2 separate regions of the Homo sapiens genome follow, and region 2 is linked to region 1. Evidence: chromatin contacts called from ENCODE Hi-C or POLR2A ChIA-PET data. All regions are on one chromosome and are shown on one strand. The core of a region is the stretch at or near the end of the contact, and the rest is flanking DNA. Distances in the headings are between cores, read along the strand shown.

Region 1 (7,163 bases), core at 3,451-5,950:
TCTCTTAAAAAAAAATAAATAACAATAGTAAGACAGAGGATCTATTTGGGCCAAGCTAGATATTGCAAACTGGGAGCATAGAGTCAAGTTACCCTCAGTATACATCCTGATTAGCAGCAGTTGTGAGGCAGGAGGCAGGCCTGTACTCCAGGCCAGATTGAAGACTAGCTGAAACAGGGAAGAGGGGAAAGCACCTCTCCATAACACATGCCCACCAGTGCCATGTCAGTTTACCAGTGCCCTGGCAACACCCAGAAGTTACTGCCCCTTTCCATGGCAACAACCTGGGAGTTATACCCTTTTCCTAGAAATTTCTGAAAAACCCATCCCTTAATTTGCATGTAATTAAAAGTGGGTATAAATATGACTGTGGAACTGCCCCTTAGCTGCTACTCTCCACACACTGACTATGGGCTAGCTCTTCCTGCAGGAGCAGTTACAGAGCGGTAACACTGCTGCCTCAATAAAACTGGTTTTGGTGGCGGGGCGTGGTGGCTCACACCTGTAATCCCAGCACTTTGGGAGGCCGAGGTGGGTGAATCACCTGAGGTCAGGAGTTCAAGACAAGCCTGACCAACATGGTGAAAATACAAAATACAAAAATTACTAAATTATTATTATTACTAAAAATAATAGCCTCCCAAGTAGCTGGGATTACAGGCATGCACCACCACCCCCTGCTAATTTTGTCTTTTTAGTAGAGACGGGGATTTCACCATGTTGTCACCTTGGTCTCGAACTCCTGACCTCAAGTTGTCCACCTCACCTTGGCCTCCCAGAGTGCTAGGATTATAGGCGTGAGCCACCGCGCACAGTCAAGAAACCTCTTTTCTACAAATAAATAAATAAAAAATTAGCCAGGTGTTGTGGTGCCCATCTGTAGTCCCAGCTACTCAGAAGGCTGAGGTGGGAGGATCGCTTGAGCCCAGGAGGTCAAGGCTGCACTGGGCTGTGATCATGCCACTGCACTCCAGCCTGGGAAACAAAGCAGGACCCTTTCTTAAAAAAAAAAAAAAAGGATTTGCATTAGTCAGATAAAAATTATTATTTTTTTCATAACTTTTTATTTTAGAAATGAGTGGAAAAAGTGCTCGCCCTTCAGGAACTCCCCAGTAGCTCACTGCCTCCAGTAGTTTTAGGGTCTTGAGAAGGGGCTAAAGTGAGGTGGAGAAAACCACAAATAGACTATAGTGCATGGACCCTACGTTGTTTTATCGGAAATTTGGAAATGTACATGAATATATTTCTTTCTTGTTTTTTTGAGACAGAGTCTCACCCTGTTGCCCAGGCTAGAGTGCAATGGCACGATCTCGGCTCACTGCACCCTCTGCCCCCCGGGTTCAAACGATTCTCCTGCCTCAGCCTCCCGAGTAGCTGGGATTACAGGCGCCCACCACCACACCCAACTAATTTTTGTATTTTTAGTAGGGAAGGGGTTTCACCATGTTGGCCAGGCTGGTCTCGAACTCCTGACCTCGTGATCTGCCTGCCTTGCCCTCTCGAAGTGCTGGGATTACAAAAGTGAGCCACTGCGCCCCGCCCATTCCTTTACTTTCTTAATAAACTTGGTTTCACTTTATGGACTCACCCTGAATTCTTTCTTGAGCGAGATCCAAGAACCCTCTCTTGGGGTCTGGACTGGGACCCCTTTCCGGTAACACTCAACTTGAGGGTTGGTAAGAATTTACTGACAACAGTACAGGTTTTATTACCATAGAAAGAAGGAACGTTGCAGAAAAGTGCAGTGGGGCACGTCAGCAAGAGCACTGAGCCACTGCGGTGGTCTTTTCCTTAGGGATATTTATGGACCTAAAGCAGGAGATGAAGGGTAACTTGCACGATAAATGATTACATTTTTAGACATTTTGTTGCCTTGATGTTAGCAAGGGTTGAACAATGAGTTTCGGCATGCATGCATTCTGGGGATGTACAGAAATCCTAGTTACTCACACATTTTAAGTTGAAAAGAGGCCTGGAACCAAGTGTCTTTAGATAATAGGAAAGTCTAATTACTTCTAAATTCCTCAGATAAGGAGTTTTTGTCTCTGGAGCCTGCTGGATGGTCACCAGGGGATTTTGCTTGCTTTATTTATTTACTGACAGTGTCTTGCTCTGTTGCCAAGGCTGGAGTGCAGTGGCATGATCATAGCTCACTGCAGCCTCTACCTCCTGGGCTCAAGCAATCCTGCCGCCCCAGCCTCCCAAGTGGCTGAGACTACAGGTGCAGAACACCAAGCCTAGCTACTTTTTAAATGTTTTTGTAGAGACAGGGTCCCCGTATGTTGCTCAGGTCGGTGTCGAACTCCTGGGCTCAAGTTATCCACTCACTTCAGCCTCCCAAAATCCTCTACTTGCTTCTTTTTTTTTTTTTTTTTGAGATGGAGTCTCACTTTGTCGCCCAGGCTGGAGTGCAGTGGCACAATCTTGGTTCACTGCAACCTCTGCCTCCCGGGTTCAGGCGATTCTCCTGCCTCAGCCTCCCAAGGAGTTGGGACTACAGGTGCGTGCCACCATGCCCGGCTAATTTTTGTATTTTTACTAGAAATGGGGTTTTGCCATGTTAACAGGCCAGGCTGGTCTTGAACTCCTGATCTCAGGTGATCCACCCGCCTCAGCCTCCCAAAGTGCTGGGATTACAGGCGTGAGCCACTAAGCCCAGCAGTCCTTTACTTTCTTATTAAATGTGCTTTCTCTTCATTCTGTTGGCTTGCTCTTGAATTCCTTCTTGTGCAAAGCCAAGAACCCACGTGGCCTCCCAGGTTGACTGAATCCCAAAATTGGGGGTTCAGCCTGTGACAAAAATATTCATAAAACTATAAATTAAGCAATATATTTATTGAGAAAACACTTATAACAATATAGCAGACAATAGATTGGTATCTTCAATAAATAAAGGGGTCATACAAATGGATTTTAAAATTAAGATCCCAATAAATAAATGAGTAAAAGGGCCAGACATGATGGCTCATGCCTGTAATCCCAGTACTTTGGGAAGCCAAGACAGGAGGACCCCTTGAGCCCAGAAGTTGGAGGCTGCAGTGAGCTATGATTTTGCCACTATGTTCCAGCCTGGGAGCAGAGCAAGACTCCGTCTCTAAGTAAATAAATAAGTAAAAACTGCTAACAATTTATAAAAAACAGAAATACAAATTTTAAAATGTTAATTTATACTAGTAATTAATTGATTTTTTTTTTAAGATGATAATTTTGTTCTTGTTGCCCAGCGTGGAGTGCAATCGCGGGATCTCAGCTCACTGCAGCCTCCACCTCCCAGGTTCAAGTGATTCTCCTGCCTCAGCCTCCCGAGTAGCTGGGATTATAGGCACATGCCATCACGCCCGGCTAATTTTTTTTAATTTTTAGTAGAGACGGGGTTTCACCATGTTGGCCAGGCTGGTCTCGAACTCCAGACCTCAGGTGATCCTCCTACCTTGGCCTCCCCAAGGTGCTGGAATTACAGGCGTGACCCACCACGTCCAGCCTAATTGCAAATTAAAACATCTTTTTTACCAGTGCACTGATAAGAGAGATTTATAAAATTGTTTTCATTACTTTTGATTAGGGTGCAATTAGGTGTGCATTCCTTATGGTACTTGGTGTTGATAGTACACAATGATGCAAGCTTTCTAGGAAGTTTTTTGCAGCATGAATAAAAAGACTTGCAAATGTTTTTGACTCAGTAATTTCAATACTAGGTCTCTTATAAGGAAATAATCAGAAATATATATAAAAATATATAAGAATAGTCAATACAGCAAAAAACAAAATGATCAGTGTCTAAAAATAAGAAAATTATTACAAAATTACAATAGAACCCTATCATGAAAAAAGATCATTCAACCACTGCAAATAATGCTTATGAAGAATTTACAACGACATGGGAAAATACTCAACATACATTGCAGTACATGAAAAATCAGGACATGGACCTATATGTTTTATGTTTGCAACCATATAAAAATATGTGTACAATATATTCATATGTAGCAGATACTCTGCTGAAGATGTAACTTGTGAGTTTTATTTTCACTGCTTTTCCAAAGAATGCCAGAAAGTCTGCCCCCGGGTAGCTGACTCCCCACGGAGCTCCCCTTCCTCTAGGGAAAGTAAAAGGAATTTAGCTGTTTTAAGGGCTGGTCCTCCAACTGGAGACAATCAGGCTCTATTGTCAGAGAAGGTAGGGAACCCTTGACCTACCTTTATGTATGAAAGGCACACCAAGGATGCCTAAAAACCAATTGGAAGTCGCTCTTCGGGGAAGTTTGTAGCTCTATGGTCCGGGAAGGAATTAGAACAAGCCCATTTGGGAATGATAGTAGAGGAGTTAAAATTTTAAAAAGTAAAAATAGAACAAGCCCAGTCTGGTTTAAGGGTTGAAAACACCTGGGCAAGAAAGAAAAAGTTGTTATTGTCTGGAATGGGTGTTCCTCTGAGCCAGTCCTGACATAGTGCTGGGGCTGGCGGCGGGCTTGCGGGGCGAGGCTTTGCGGGGGCCTGAAAGGGCTGGGTACTATGAAGCCCTGGGAACTGGTAAGGACTCTGGATTAGCTAGTGCGGGGACAGAGGAAATTCTTCCTCTCTGGCCAGCAGTTACCGCCTTGGTGGGAACGCGCAGGAGCAGCGAAGAGTGACACCTTGTGGTGGTTAAGAGCAAGGGCAGAAACAGCCACAGACCACCGCTAGGGACTCCTGGGCTCCGCTCCAAAGGGTATGAATGTCCACAGGACTCCTTTGTGCATGACATATGCCTCAGGTTCCTGGGCAATCCCAGAGAAGGAGTAGCTCTAAGAAGGAGGTAATTGGCTAAGTCAGTAGTTAAAGGATAGAGCTAGTTTTTAGAAAAAGTTTTAAATGCATCTTGATTGTTATGGTACAGCTGGCCACTGCTGGGGCTCAGAAAACAATAGCCTAAAATGAGAACCTCAGCAGCAGCTTCGTAAGCAAACGTTTTCCTCTGACTTTCTCTTCCATGCCTTTCTCTCAGTACCATTCTCCCCTGCGGTTACCCATAGAAATCAGAGTCCCTTTTCCCTATAGTCAGCCATAAAACTTAAAAATGCTACTCTAGGCCGGGTGTAGTGGCTCACACCTGTAATCCCAACACTTTCGGGAAGCCGAGGTGGGCAGATGACATGAGGTCAGGAGTTCGAGACCAGCCTGGCCAACGTGGTAAAACCCCATCTCTACTAAAAATACAAAAATTAGCTGAGTGTGGTGGCGTGTGCCTGTAGTCCCAGCTACTTGGGAAGCTGAGGAAGGAGAATCGCTTGAACCCAGGAGACAGAGGTTGCAGTCAGCCGAGATCGCGCCACCGCACTCCAGCCTGGGTGACGGAGTGAGACTCCATCTCAAAAAAACAAAACAAAAAAATGACTCTAATTTCCCCTCCACCTTTCTGTGTCAAACTGCCCATAAAGAAACTAACTGGGCCGGCTACAGTGGCTCAGGCCTATAATACCAGCACTTTGGGAGGCTGAGGCGGGCAGATGACACAAGGTCAGGAGTTTGAGACCAGCCTGGCCAACGTGGTAAAACCCCATCTCTACTAAAAATACAAAAATTAGCCAGCCATGGTGGCGTGTGCCTATAGTCCCAGCTACTCGGGAGGCTGAGGTGGGAGAATGGCTTGAATCTAGGAGGTGGAGGTTGCAATGAGCCGAGACCATGCCACTGCACACTAGCCTGGGTGACAGAGCGAGACTCTGTCTCAAATAAAAACAAAACAAAAAAATTATCTAGGTGGGTGCAGTGGCTCATGCTTGTAATCCCAGCACTTTGGGAGGCAGAGGCAAAGGTTTAATTGAGCTCAGGAGTTCAAGACCAGCCTGGGCAATATAGGGAGACCCCCTGTCTTTACAAAAATAGAAATTAAAAAATTTGCCTGGTGTGGCGGTGCACCCCTGTGGTTCCAGCTACTTGGGAGGCTGAGGTGGGAGGATTACTTTAGCCCAGAAGGCTGAGGCTGCAGTATGCCGTGATCACGACACTGTACTCCAGCCTGGTGACAGAGCAAGACCCAGTCTCAAGAAAAAAAAATTATCTGACTTAACTTGTTTGACTGTAGATCATAAGACCTCCATTCCCGGCAGGTCCCTGCCCCTCACCCAGAAGGAAGGAATGCTGCAGAGAAAGTCCAAGAATCTGGAGAGACAGGCTGGGCTGGGTTTCCCCACTCAGTCTATTAGCAGTAGACCATATTCTTTCTGTCCATATATATATATATTTTATTTTATTTTATTTATTTTTTTATTTTTATTTTTTTTTGAGATGGAGTCTTGCTCTGATGCCCATGCTGGAGTGCAGTGGCACAATCTCAGCTCACTGCAACCTCTGCCTTCCAGGTTCAAGCGATTCTCCTGCCTCAGTCTCCCTAATAGCTGGGATTACAGGCACATGCCACCACACCCAGCTAATTTTTGTATTTTTAGTAGAGATGGAGTTTCGCCATGGATAGAGGTATTTTAACTGGGGTGAGATATATCTCATTGTAGTTTTGCTATGCATTTCCATTATGAGTAATGAGATGGAGGATATTTTCATAACTGTTGGCCATTTGTACGTCTTTTTTTTTTTTTTTTTTTGTCTGAGATGGGGTCTTGCTCTGTCACCCAGGCTGGAGTGCAATGGCATGATCTCAGCTCACTGCAACCTTCGCCTCCCGGGTTCAAGTGATTCTCCTGCCTCAGCATCCCAAGTAGCTGGGATTACGGGTGCCCACTACCATGCCCAGCTAATTTTTTTGTGTTTTTAGTAGAGACAGGGTTTCACCATGTTGGCCAGGCTGGTCTTGAACTCCTGACCTCAGGTGATCCGCCCCCCTCAGCCTCCCAAAGCATTGGGATTACAAGCGTGAGCCACCGCGCCTGGCCCAATCATATTTTTACATGGCTCTCCATACTTTGTTAAACCTAAGCATAAAAATGGACAATTCCACCTGTATCTTTGAATCTTCATTAATTGTATACTTGTTAAATAAATCTGTGTGCTTTTTCTCTTATTAACCTGTCTTTTCCAAGTTGATTTTTCAGGGAAACTTCAGAAGGCCAAGAAGAACTTATCCTCTTGGCCTCTACACCATACGCATATACATTAAAAAAAAAAGGGGCCAGGTGTGGTGGCACATGCCTGTAATCCCAGCACTTTGGGAGGCCGAGGCGGGTGGA
Region 2 (7,163 bases), core at 3,385-5,884, 500 kb before region 1:
TGGCTGAGGAAGGGGCCAGGTCCCGCCCATTCCAGACTGGCTCTCACTGGGTGCAAGGGACCTGGTGGCGACGGTGGCCGCACGGGTCTCTGTCCTTATATGCACATCCAGCCATGCAGGCGGGTGTCTGTGGTGGGGCTGGCGTGGGCTGACCTCCGATCTCCCTGGTGCTGACTGCTGAGTTCATCTTTGAGGTTAGCAGTGTTAACTGCCTCCCTGTCACAGCGTCTCAACGCTCCCACAGTGGTGGGGGCCACAGCGCAGGGGGCCACCCCTCTCTGAGCCCGAGCAGGGCTCTGGGCAGAAGTCCAGGAGTCTCTCAGTGTCTCTGATGTCCTTCCTTCTAGGCGGGGGTTTCAGATCTGGTAGTGGTGGCTCTTCAGACCCTTACTCCGCATCAGCAGTTCCCGGGGCACCATTGCCACCTCCCACCCCAAGAGTCCCTGCTCCAGGTTCTATCCTACCAAGGAAAGTCTTCCCTACAGGAAGCAGGGACCTGAGCTCTCTGCTCCACTCCTGGCCCAGGCATAGTGCCAGGGCCTGACCTTCATGGGGCCTTGTGGCTCCTGGCAGGGACTGAGTAGATGGGGCCAGGACAGGCAGATGCCTGTGGCCTGTGTGTGTGACAGGCCCTGTGTGTGGGACCCATGGGGACAGACAGGCTCTCTGGGGTGAACTCCCACATCCTGAATAGATCTGAGCCTAGAGACCATCAGAGTGCCATCCTGGCACCTTCCCAGGCGTCACCGAACCCTCTGTGGGGCCGTGGATCCCGGCACCTTCCCAGGCGTCACCGAACCCTCTGTGGGGCCGTGGAACCCGGCACCTTCCCAGGCGTCACCGAACCCTCTGTGGGGCCGTGGATCCCGGCACCTTCCCAGGCGTCACCGAACCCTCTGTGGGGCCGTGGAACCCGGCACCTTCCCAGGCGTCACCGAACCCTCTGTGGGGCCGTGGAACCACACAGTTGAGGTGTGGCGATGCCAAAACCTCGACCTTGACCTTGGCTAGCTGCAGGGACAGCCTCAGGCCTGTGCGGGGACGCCTCACCATGGCTGGGGCTTTCTGGACTCTACTTCGGGCTTCTGTCTACCTTCTTGTCCTGTCCTTCTTCCCAGTGGTGACCCTGTGGGGCAGGGTACACAGCCCACCCCAACCAGGGAGGGTTTTCTCCCTTCCTCCTTCGTCTCCTGCCAACAGGGAGCGTGGGCCAGCCGAGAAGCCTTTCCGAGAAGCAGAGTGAGTGCGTTTTGGAAAGCAGGAGCCTACTGCATGCCGAGGGGCTTGTCCCCGAAGTCCTGGGTCTGCCCTGCACAGCTGCAGAGTTGAGCCCCTGCCTCCTAGTGGTTGCTGCACTCATGAACTGGAGCACCTAGCAGGGTCTGGGCCAGGCTCGGGGCCCCTGGGTGCGCCCCACCAGCTGGCTTCTCTGAGCCCTGGCTTTGAGGACACACGGGGCTGTGCCAGCTGCACGGAGGGAGAAGTGGCTGCTGGAGCCCCTGGGGATTCCTCCCCAGCTGCCACAGAAGACCCATCGCCCATTGTCTCTGCCCAGAGGCCTCTGCCAGCGGCGGGTCCCAGGCTGGGGGAGGTTGACAGCTGCTGCCTGCTGCTCCCCACCCAGGCAGCAGCTCCCAGCCAGAGAAAGAGCCGGGCTGGGACTCTGGGAGCCTCCAAAGGACAGGGTGGGCCTCGGGGCCTCAGAGCAGTTCCAGACGGCTGCAGGAGTGGGAGAAGCAGCAGTTTCTCAAGAAGAGCGAGAAGGCTTGGACCACAGCCTCCGCTTCCTCTTCTGGAGAAAAGCCACAGCTCAGCGATGCTGGCTGATAATTCTGCAGCCTCTGTCCCTGGAGCCTGCAGCAGAGGCTGGGAGTTTCGAACAGGTGACAGCAGGTGGCCCCTGAGGCTCTGGGTGGAAAGCGGGGTTGGGAGAAGAGGTTGGATAGTTCAGGGAAAGAGCTCAGATTCTTGATGCCACTGAACTTGTTGTCTGAACTGGAGCACTTTTGAGAATGAAAATAAACTGTGTTAATTATCACACCAGGACAATGGATGTAAACTGGGACTCCAGGGCAAATCGAGATGTGTGTTACCCTACTTACTACCACCTCCCAGCTGCGTGGATTTGGGCAAGTTACATAACCTCTCTGAATTCTGGTTTCTGCATAAAAAAGGCCAACATCATGTGCCTGCCTCCCAGGGCTGCGGGAGGGATGGAAGAAGTGAATTACCTGAGTTCCCAAAACAGCCCTTGGCATGGAGCCGGTGGGGTGAGGGGCTCTCCGTGCTTGTTCTTTTCCTCTGAGAGTAGTGGGTTCTCTGTCCCTGGAGGTGAGCAAGGGCCTGCCTGCCAGCGTTCTGTAGTGTGAGGGCCTCAGCAGGGCATATGTGCAGCTACAGAGCCAGATTCCAATCCTGCCTGTGCCCTCCAGAAGGATGGCAAGTGAGTGTGGGAGAGTCAGGCCTTCGTGTACCTAGGGGAGGATGGGCCCGTGATGGGTCCCAGGCTGGCACTCCTTGGTGGACTTGTGCCCTCTCCTATCCCAGGTGGTGGCGATTTGTGCCATGGAGGGCCACCAGCAGGGCCCAGCCCAGAGCAGCTTTGCTGTATCATGGACCGGTCTTTGGCTTCAAAGCCTTGGCATCAGTTCAGGGAAAGTTTGCCTGCTCCTGCCCTCCTGGGGTTGCGCTGGGCGAATGCAGAGCTTCCCTGGGGGTCTGAGAGGACTGGAAGATGAGCTGGAGGAAGGAGGCCGCTTGCATTTTCTGTGCCTGCTCCCGGGTCCTGAGAAACTGAGCAGAGCCTGTTCCAACCTAGAATGTTTTCAAGAGTTGGGTGTGGGGCCTGGCTCTGCCACCTGTGGTCATTTGAGCTTAGGCAAATCAGAGGTCTCTAGGCCTCAGGTTCCTTGCTGGGAGGCAGGGGTGGGTCAACCTATCATCTTCCCAGGACATGGGGAAGGGCTGTAGGTAGTGTGGGCCCCACATGGCTCTGCTCTCCACCTTCAGGCCCCATGCACGTTATTTTCATCTGTTCCCCCACAGCCCTGGGAGCTCCTGGAGGCACAGCCTGCGACCCTGAGGGATAAGCTCCATCTCCAGAAGGAACGAGTGGATGAGGTCAGAGCCCAGCAGTGACCTGTCTGTGCCAGAGTCCACCCCCACCACCAAGGCCAGAGCTGCTGCAGCAGGTGGAACGGACATGCCTCCTGCCAGATGCCTTGGCTGGATCAGCAACTCTCCAAGGTGGCCTCATGCTGGGGACATTACCCCAGGGGTATCAACTTCTGGCTACTTTGTCTCCTTTCCACTTCTCATGCACAGAGAAGGTTCTTCTGGCCAGAAGGATGACCTCTGAAAATGTCAGATCCGGAACGCATCCGTGCTAATGGCACTCAGCCCTCAGCAAACTCGCCTGGCCAGTCCCCCCCATTAAACACGGAGCCAAAAGCCCACAGGCGGCAGTTGGGGCTCACAGGCAGCCGAGGAGGCAGGAAGTCAGTGTGCTACCACAAGGGTGGGTCCTCAGGGTGGGTGCAGGGTCCCTCTCAGGACTGAGTCCCCAGGCAGAGGCCACACGGCTTCCCATCAACCCCCTCTTCACACCTTTGGCTTTGGCACAGGCAGGGTCTCCCCAGCTACACTCTCCTGAGTAACGTCACAGGTAACACCACACAAAGGGCAGGCCGAGGTGTGTGTTTTGTCTTATGCCACTTCCTCGCTGTGTGGCACCCAGACAAAGGTGACCTACAGCTGAGAAACGCATGTCTCCGAAAATGGGGCCACTGGAGTTCAGGCAAGAGAGGCCAAAATCCTACCAAAGATGCTGGGGCCAATTGGCCCATTATGGAGCATCCTGAAAAACGAGGCCACCACAATACCAAAGGACTACAGCAACTGCCACACACGTCCACCCAAACAATCTGCCAATCTTTCTCGCTGACCCCAAATACTGGGATATTATCCAGTGTTGATAATTTGTAGGCAAAAGAATGGTCTCACATGGTTTTATCATATTTTTATTCATGGAGATTGACCTTTTTCACATATTTGCAGAGCATGTATATTTCTTTTTTTTTTTTTTTTTTTGAGACGGAGTCTTGCTCTGTCACCCAGGCTGGAGTGCAGTGGCACGATCTCGGCTCACTGCAACCTCCGCCTCCTGGGTTCAAGCGATTCTCTTGCCTCAGCCTCCTGAGTAGCTGGGACTACAGGCGTGCCTGTACACCACGCCTGGCTAATTTTTGTATTTTTAGTAGAGACGGGGTTTCACCATGTTGGGCAGGCTGGTCTCAAACTCCTGACCTCGTGATCCACCTGCCTCGGCCTCCCAAAGTGCTGGGATCCCAGGCGTGAGCCACAGTGCCGGGCCATGAGCATGTGTATTTCTTCTTCTGAGACTAGCCTGTTCACATCCTTGGTCCACCTGCCCCCTGGGATGTTTCTGACTGGTTCACGGGTATTTGGTATGATGGATACTAATCCTTTGTAATATATTTTCTCCTCTTTTCCCCGTCATTTGTCTTTAAATTTTGTTTGTGTTGTCTTACACGAAAAGCTTTAGTTTCACAAGGGCCCACGCGTGGCTCTTCCTTTGGCTTCTGGGTTTCGTGTTATGCTCAGAAGCTCTTGCACTGAGATGATTCAGCTGCTGCCTCAGACGTTCTGAGAAACAACGGCCACAACACTTGCAGCGGCAGCAAAACATGCTTATTCAAAAGAAAATGTTTATTTTAAAAAGAAGAACTATCACCCCCCAGCATTTATTTAAATATTAATAGAGACGAGTAAAAACTTCAAATGGTATAACAAGAATAACAGCTTTATAGTCACAGATGGTCAGATGCTGACAAACAAGAAAGAGGGTCTATGTACATTGAGATTCGGTTGTTATGAGAATGCATATGAAGGCTTAAGAAACGGTCTATTTATAGGCTTCGGTGGAGCCATAATCCCCAATTTGCTATTGGCTCCTGATGTCGCTTGAGAAGTATGTGAGGCTGAACTGGATCCAATGATGCTGGAGGATTTCGTTTTGGAAGATATCTTTCTACATGTGGCAGACCCCCTGAAATGTGACAAAGAAAAAAATCAAAATGTTAAATGAAACCAAAAATGAATGACCTTCCTCTCAACCTGCACAGAGCTACAATACCACTTCCCTGGGCCTAATGTGTCCTTGTGCATTTTCTGCCTACGAGCCCCCTAGGTAAGGTAAGTTTCCTTTACTACTTATGGAATAAAGGACCGCGGCCCTTCATATAAATTTGTTCTGGATTTGTCTTTCTGAAATGTGCAGGACTGTTTCTTAATTTTCTGACTTGTGACCAACCCACCGCCCCTCTCTCCACCCACACCTTCGGCAGCCTACAACCAGAGCCTGCAAGAGGAGCTGAGGTCCACATGTCCTCATCTATTCTGACCAAATAAAAGAAGTGAAACACCTTGCTGTAAGGCCCCAGCTCCCTGCTGACAGGCACCCCGGAATGACTGGACTTGCACAGTCCAGAGCAAGGCAGCTGTGGGGTGAGCATGCATGGGGTGGAGCTGGGTGGCCAGGAGTGGCAAAGCTGGGCGTCTTCCTGGCCAGCCCCAGGAAGCCCCAGGAAGGCTGCAGATGCGGCCTTCTGTTAGGACCGTGTCCAGCAGCTCCCTGGCTCACCTGCCTACACCCAGAGATCTGCCAGCTCTCCCTCCCACTCGCTGCCTTCTAAAGCCAAGGAAGAAGCCGCCAGAGCCGATTACCAAGTCCTTCCAGCATCTCACTTTCCTTGCAGACCTTAAGATAACAGCTCCCTTCCCACCCTTAAGTAAAATAAAAACAAACAAAACCATGGGGCCGGCATGTTTACAGTGATGGCTGTGGGCAGCATTACCCGCAGAAGCCTTTCCTGCTGCTCTGTAACCGGCTGATGTCAGGCCCCACACTAATTCCACGGCACCAGGGCATACAAGTAGCCTCCCGTCTGAATTGAGGGTATAGGGCCACAGCCTGTGGGTAATGACATTCTGATGGAGCTCCATGACTTAAACTCTGGCTCCAAGGCAGTTTTACTGCAGAACTGGCAGAGATCTGCTAGACTGGCAGAGATGCAGCCTGAAGTTTCCCTATGCTGATTTCCTGCTGAGAAATTAAGCCCAGAGAGAAAACCTGCTGTTTATGTTGATTTACAGAATGAATCGGCCAACAGCAGCCTCCATTTCACCTGGGCCATCCATTTACTCCCACTCAGAGAGCCCAGAACACAACTGGTTCATTGTGTGTTGTTCTGAAGATGTGAAACTCTGAGGGTAGGGTGGGGAGGTGAGGTTGCTGGCAGAGAGCCACATTTATTCTTTCACTGCACAGGGACTCTCAATCCGGGGAGCACACTGGGTCGGTGGAAAGGAGAGTGGAGCAAAAAGAGGCTGCTCCAAGGGTAACACAAAGTCACACAGTGCACTGGCTTTAGCTGGTAGGGCTTAAAAAAGAATCCCATCTTGGCTGGGCACAGTGGCTCACGCCTGTCATCCCAGCACTTTGGGAGCCAAGGTGGGTAGATCACCTGGGGTCAGGAGTTCGAGACCAGCCTGGCCAACATGGTGAAACCCCATCTAAAAATACAAAAATTAGCCCAGCGTGGTGGCGTGCACCCATAATCCCAGCTACTTGGGAGGCTGAGGCAGGAGAATAGCTTGAACCCGGGAGGCAGAGGCTGCAGTGAGCCAAGATGGTGCCACTGCACTCCAGCCTGGGTGACAAGAGCAAAACTCCATAACGACAACAACAACAACAAATCCCATCTTAAACACCCAGGCTCACTGAAAACAAGCATGGAAATGGGTACAAGTGTGAGCTTTACTGCTTCTTATCAGATTAGGTTCCAGATGATGCTGCAAAGTGCTTCACTCTTACAAACAAAAGTTGTGAAAATTAAATAAGGGAGCCAATAGCAATATGGTTTGCTTTGTTCTAATACATAAAGATGAGATGGAAGACCATGCGTGTTTTTTAGGAGTCTCCACAGGCAACATGCAGAAGTGAACGTGCTCTGGGCAGGTGTGGGCAGGCCAGTGTCCGCTTCTACCTTTGAAATCGAGACCAGGCAGGGTTGTCCTCCGATAAGCCCTCCCCAGGCCAGGCCTAAGCTTCCTCTTCAAAAACCCTGGGTGTTGAGCCAGAT

Evidence for each region. A loop is a pair of places that touch in the nucleus more often than their neighbours do. ChIA-PET counts read pairs that join two places held with the same protein, here RNA polymerase II (POLR2A). Pooled maps may share reads with other maps.
Region 2: a pooled map shows a loop between it and region 1 (2.8-fold over the local background). The contact joins two enhancer-like sites. A Hi-C loop is called at or near these places in 1 of 37 single-sample maps with no recorded cell type and 2 of 50 pooled maps. POLR2A ChIA-PET finds 5 or more read pairs at or near these places in 1 of 52 experiments (PC-9).

Annotation. Positions count from the first base shown.
Region 1 is chr15:90,317,673-90,324,835 of GRCh38, reverse strand. No RefSeq gene overlaps it. Among named protein-coding and RNA genes, the nearest start is that of ZNF774, 31 kb to the left of the region's middle. RefSeq lists an enhancer at 4,673-4,782. Within about 2 kb of position 4,700, at least 6 of the 41 ENCODE cell types and tissues checked have a DNase peak (open chromatin) inside an H3K27ac peak, as active enhancers do.
Region 2 is chr15:90,813,007-90,820,169 of GRCh38, reverse strand. BLM (BLM RecQ like helicase) reads right to left here. Exons shown (of 22, transcript NM_000057.4): 22 at 4,004-5,068. The coding sequence ends at 4,891. Among named protein-coding and RNA genes, the nearest start is that of FURIN, 52 kb to the left of the region's middle. RefSeq lists enhancers at 2,108-2,937, 2,938-3,769 and a silencer at 5,384-5,493. Within about 2 kb of position 4,634, at least 4 of the 41 ENCODE cell types and tissues checked have a DNase peak (open chromatin) inside an H3K27ac peak, as active enhancers do.